Regions from separate parts of the Homo sapiens genome. Here region 2 is linked to region 1. Evidence: chromatin contacts called from ENCODE Hi-C or POLR2A ChIA-PET data. All regions are on one chromosome and are shown on one strand. The core of a region is the stretch at or near the end of the contact, and the rest is flanking DNA. Distances in the headings are between cores, read along the strand shown.

Region 1 (2,550 bases), core at 28-2,527:
TGCGTGGTGGCTCACACCTGTAAACCCAGCATTTTGGGAGGCTGAAGTGGGCAGATTACCTGAGGTCAGGAGTTCAAGACCAGCCCGGCCAACATGGCAAAACCCCGTCTCTACTAAAAACACAAAAATTAGCCAGGCGTGGTGGCAGGCACCTGTAATCTCAGCTACTCCGGAGGCTGAGGCAGGAGAATTGCTTGAATCCAGAAGGCAGAGTTTGCAGTGAGCTGAGATCGTGCTACTGCATTCCAGCCCGGGTGACAGAGTGAGACTCCACCTCAAAACGAAAGAAAGAAAAAAAGAGATCATTTAAAAGTACCCAGAAGAATGGACAGAGTGAGGAGGTGTTGTACTGTGGTTAAGAGCAAGGATTTGGTGTCGAGCTGCTTGGGCTGGAGCTTGTTGCTTCCCCACTGCTTGACCTTACGTATATTATTTAACCTTGAGGAGTCTTGGTTTCCCATCTGCAGATTAGGGTATGAAGTGCCTGCTATATTAGGGTTTTGCGAGGACCGATGAGATTGGGACATGAAGTACTTAACTACAGTGCCTGGCACACATTGGGCTGTTAGGGACAGAGCTCCAATGCTCACATCAGTAATAGAAGAGAGACAGTGTCCTGTCTCTTCTGTCTCCCTAAGCCTGTTTTCCTCTATAATTTGAGGTCTCAAAGTGAGCACTGAGCTGATTTATGCAAATGAATCCAGTAGGGCCTATCGCCCAAGCTGACCTTTCTAGGGTATACAGGGTAGCTTGGCCAGGCTACAGAAATGGGAAAATAGGTGCAACCTTCCTGATCCTCCTGAAATCCTCAAGTGTTGTCTTGAAGTTGAGGGGAACCAGGACCAGGCTGCGGGGAGTACCACAGGGACTGCAGAAAGGGCCTGGCCTCCCCTCCCGAAACACTGCACATCTGGAGTGATCTGCCCATCTGGCTGTATCCCTGGGGCAATGGCCACAGCTGCTATTTGAGGGAGGAGACATCCAGCTCCTTAGCCAGGGCCTGGGGCCGGGGGGTGGGGGGGTGGTGGGTAGTGGGGGCTATAAATAAGAGGACCAGGGGGGCAAGGTTGACCTTTTGGGGCGGGGGGCAGGAGCTGGTGACTTCCCCCTCTTTGCTTGAGTCCAGAGCCAGAGTTTTAGCAAAACAGGAAGAGGCAGCAGCAGCTTCTGGGAAAGTGGGAGTGGCTCCCCTTCCCCCACTTGCCTGGGGCCTTCGGATCCCAGCCAGGACCTGGGAGAGGTGGAGTCATCTAGGCAAGGAGAGGGAGGGGCAGACCCACGCAGACTGGGCCCCAGCTTCAGTGCCCTCAAATGGCGCAGCCGGGGCACAGGAAAAGGAGAATGAGACAGAGAAGGGCAGCCCAATGGAGTATATCTGCCACCCCTCGTCCCCTCCTGTTCCCTTCTATAGGCATTAGAAATGGAGCTCAAAATGTGCCTGTGACCCAGGTAGTGTACATGGAAGTTCGAGGTCAAGTTGAGCACACCTCCATCTCTCATCCCCTCCCAGCCTGTGGTGAGCTAAGCCTAAGACAGAGTGCGTGGGAGGGAGGGCTCTAGACAGGAGGAAGGACACCTCTGGGCTTCTGGAAAGAGATCCAGGACCTGGCCCAGGTGGAGTGATAGAAAAATCTTCCAATGAACTATCAAGGTGAGGGGATCCAAAGGTCTGGGTGGTCCTGGGTGAGTGTTTTTCCAGAATAATGGGGCATCTACAGGGACAAGCTCAGGAGAGCTAAGCCTCAGTCCAGAGACCCTCATGAAGTCAAAGACTGAAGGAATTATCCAGGAAATGTTGCCTGGCTTTGCTTCGCCTGAGTGAGGCTGGCCACTGAGAATCTGTCCTTCAGTGTCTGTCTGGAGACATCTGGTTGGAGCTCTGGCTGGCCCACACCTGTAGTAGGGCCTGCACCTGTGTCTGTCATGTACTGCCCTTGTCTCCCGAGCCTGGAGCCCCACACTTCACCTGCTGGGAGGGTCTAGATAAGCGCTGTCCAATAGAAACGGAATGTGAGCCACATATGTAACTTATTTTCTATTAGCCACATCAAAAAAAGGAAAAATAAACAGGTGAAATTCATTTTAGTAGTATATTTATGTAACCTAATATAGTAAATCTAAAACATTATTTTGGTATGCAATCAAAATAAAAAATTACTAATGAAATCTTTTACATTTTTTTTCCATACTAAGTGTTTGAAAGCCAGTGTATATTTTATACTAACAGCACATTTCAATTCTGACTGGCCACATTTCAAGTGCTTAGTAGCCACATGTGGCCACTGGCTACTGTATGGACAGCACAAGTTTAGACTTATAGCTTTACCTCTTCTTCATCCCTTCCAGTCTCTTATTGGGGAAGAGGCTCAAGAGGTGAAGGAAAAAGCTGGTGAGGCCAGTGTTAAGGGTTAATTTGCTCTAGGAGGGTGACCACTCCCTTTGGGTTTCAAGCATCTATCTCTAGACCTGGATCCGTTTTAGTGTCCAGGCAGGCAAGGAAATTGAGGCATAGAGCAGCATCTTCCCTGACAACTGGCCTTCTCCTGCCCT
Region 2 (2,550 bases), core at 24-2,523, 370 kb after region 1:
ATGGAGTTAAGTGCACTTATTTATTGAATCCTGTTGTGAGAACTTAAGAGGAAAAGAAACTGAGGAAAAAAACTAAGGAAAATCCGAAATTCTCCCGAGGAAGGTCCAAGAAAAAACAATGTGGAAGTGAAGTCAGAGAGATAACATCAGGACATTGGACATCAGGAGGAACTTTCAGGTCTGATTCTAGTGCCAAGGAAGCCATGAACGCTCTTTCCTGGAGCCTTTCAGCATAGGAGAGTTACTCATCTGCCAGGGCTGGGGATGGGGTAACTCTCCCATTCCCCAGGTGAAGGAGCTTTCCTTTCAGGGCCTTCCTGCTAGACAGACTGTGGCTGGGCCAGCCTGGTTCTTCCAAGTGCCCTCACCATGGCCTCCTTAATTTCCTTGTTGCGGAAACTATAAATGATGGGGTTGCACATGGGGGTAATGATGGTGTACAGGAGGGAGAAAGGTTTGTCTTTGTCAGGCCCATGTGTGCTGTGGGGGTTCATGTAAGAGAACATAGCTGAAGTGTAGAGAAAGATGACCACAGTCAGGTGAGAGGCACAAGTAGAGAAAGTCTTCCCCCGACCTGAGGAGGAGGCTTTGCTGAGGATGGTGGCCAGGATGTGCACATAGGAAGTGACAGTGAGCACCATGGGGCTGAGAATTACCACGATGGCATCGGCAAAGATTGCCCACAGACTAAACTGAGGGTCCCCACAAGAGAGGCCAATCACTATGGGGGCCTCACAGAAGAAGCTTTCTATGTGGTTGTCTCTGCGGAAGGGCTCTCGGAATGAAATATACTCGAGAAAGATGCCATTGATCAGCCCAAAGAACCAGGCAGTTCCCACAAGCCTGACACAGACCTTCTGGCTTATGATCGGGACATAGTTAAGTGGGTAGCAGATAGCAACATAACGGTCATAGGCCATGAAAGCCAAGAGGATGCACTCGGCCACACCAACACAGAAGACAAAGTACATCTGGGTCATGCAACATACAAAGGAGACAATGTGGTCCCTGACCACGAGGTGGATCAACATCTGTGGGATGGTAGTGGTGATGAAGCAGACATCCAGGAGAGACAGATGGCCGAGGAAGAAGTACATGGGGCTGTTGAGCTTGGGGTCTGTCCAGGAGGTGATAAAGATGATGAGGCCATTCATGGCCATGGTGAGGCTGTAGAGGGCCAAGAAGAGGGCAAAGAGCAATGCTCGTGTGGAAGTGGAGCTCTGCTGAAAGCCCACGAGGATAAATTCCGTCACTATGCTGCCATTCCTTAGCATCTGGGGCCTGTTTGAGGAGGAAAGATGATGGGAAAAGCACAAGGGTATAGCTGTGGGGTAATAGAAGGTACCCACTTGGTCCCAGAAGCCCAATTATAAAACAGGATGGATGAATGGTGGTCAACCTTTTGGAACTTAGTAAACTAGTAATTTGGCAGTGTTACGGGGTGGTGAAAATGCCAGGGTCATCACAGGCTGCATACATAGAATCATAATATCAACAGATGAAGAAAGTGCTGGTTGTAATGTTCTTTACTCTGGTTTCATCAGGCATCAAGTGAAGTATTGCATCTGCTCCAGAGCCCTCAATATTGAAGGATTAGCCATTAACCAGGATGTATTCAGAGGTGAAAAAATAAGATAATTGGGTCTGGGACCATGCCAACTGAGGAAAAGTTTTAGGAATTGAAGAATGGAGTGTGTGAGGGAAAGGGCTGGTGGCTATCAGGTTATAGAAGATTGTATTTAGGAAGCACTTGAGATATTTGAAGGTGTATTTTTCTAGAAGCAAAAATGCTCAACCTCTGTGTACCTAATTTAAAATGATGAATGGGTTGAAGTTTCAGGGAAAATAAAAACATTCTAATCCTCACAATTGTCCCTCAGCTAACAGTGATTTGCACCTTTTTGGAGACAGTCATGTCAAGCTCTTCCCAGTCACCCACCTCTTCCCAGACTCACTCGCCCAGCAGTTGCTGCTGCTACCGCAGCCACCCATGCTGTGCATGCTGGAGCTGAGGGCTGGGTGGGGGCTCATGCATGCCTTCCTAATAGGAGATGGTTTTCCTCCTGGGGCTGGAATTTACGGTTACACACAATTGGGTGGAAAGGATCCAACCATCCCTGTGTGAAAAGGGAAGCTATGAGCAGGGCATATATCTAACCTTTCTAGAATGGACCTTCAGAGAACTTTCAACTGTCTCTTTGTCTCTGGCAACAAATCTTGTTCTTTTTCCATTTTCAAAGAATGAGCGGTCACAATTCTTATGCTCTTATCTCTCTATTGTAACTTTTAGGAAGTTGTTATGTTCATATTAAGTCTGTCTTATACTTTTCATGTTGTTTTGGAGCTAAGATGTATCAGATCCCTTCCACCTTCAGATGCTTATACTTTTTTTTTTTTTTTTAAGAATTTATAGAGACAGGTACTCACTATGTCACCTGTGCTGGTCTTGAACTTCTGGCTTTAAGTGATTCTCCTGCCTTGGCCTCCCAAAGTGCTGGGATTACAGATGTGAGCTACTGCACCCATCCTCATCTTCAGATGCTTATAGAT

The links. A loop is a pair of places that touch in the nucleus more often than their neighbours do. ChIA-PET counts read pairs that join two places held with the same protein, here RNA polymerase II (POLR2A). Pooled maps may share reads with other maps.
Region 2: POLR2A ChIA-PET joins it to region 1 with 18 read pairs in activated naive CD4-positive, alpha-beta T cell. The contact joins the promoter of OR10AD1 here to the promoter of LINC02354 in region 1. A Hi-C loop is called at or near these places in 1 of 168 maps with a recorded cell type or tissue (ascending aorta) and 5 of 50 pooled maps. POLR2A ChIA-PET finds 5 or more read pairs at or near these places in 4 of 52 experiments (A549, activated B cell and activated naive CD4-positive, alpha-beta T cell).

The regions. Positions count from the first base shown.
Region 1 is chr12:47,827,880-47,830,429 of GRCh38, forward strand. It overlaps LINC02354 (long intergenic non-protein coding RNA 2354), which reads left to right and starts at 1,278. Exons shown (of 3, transcript XR_007063292.1): 1 at 1,278-1,651. RefSeq lists an enhancer at 237-416.
Region 2 is chr12:48,202,019-48,204,568 of GRCh38, forward strand. It overlaps OR10AD1 (olfactory receptor family 10 subfamily AD member 1), which reads right to left and starts at 1,274. Exons shown (of 1, transcript NM_001004134.1): 1 at 321-1,274. The coding sequence starts at 1,274. The coding sequence ends at 321. The region is part of intron 1 of LOC102725258 (a long non-coding RNA gene); the gene reads left to right.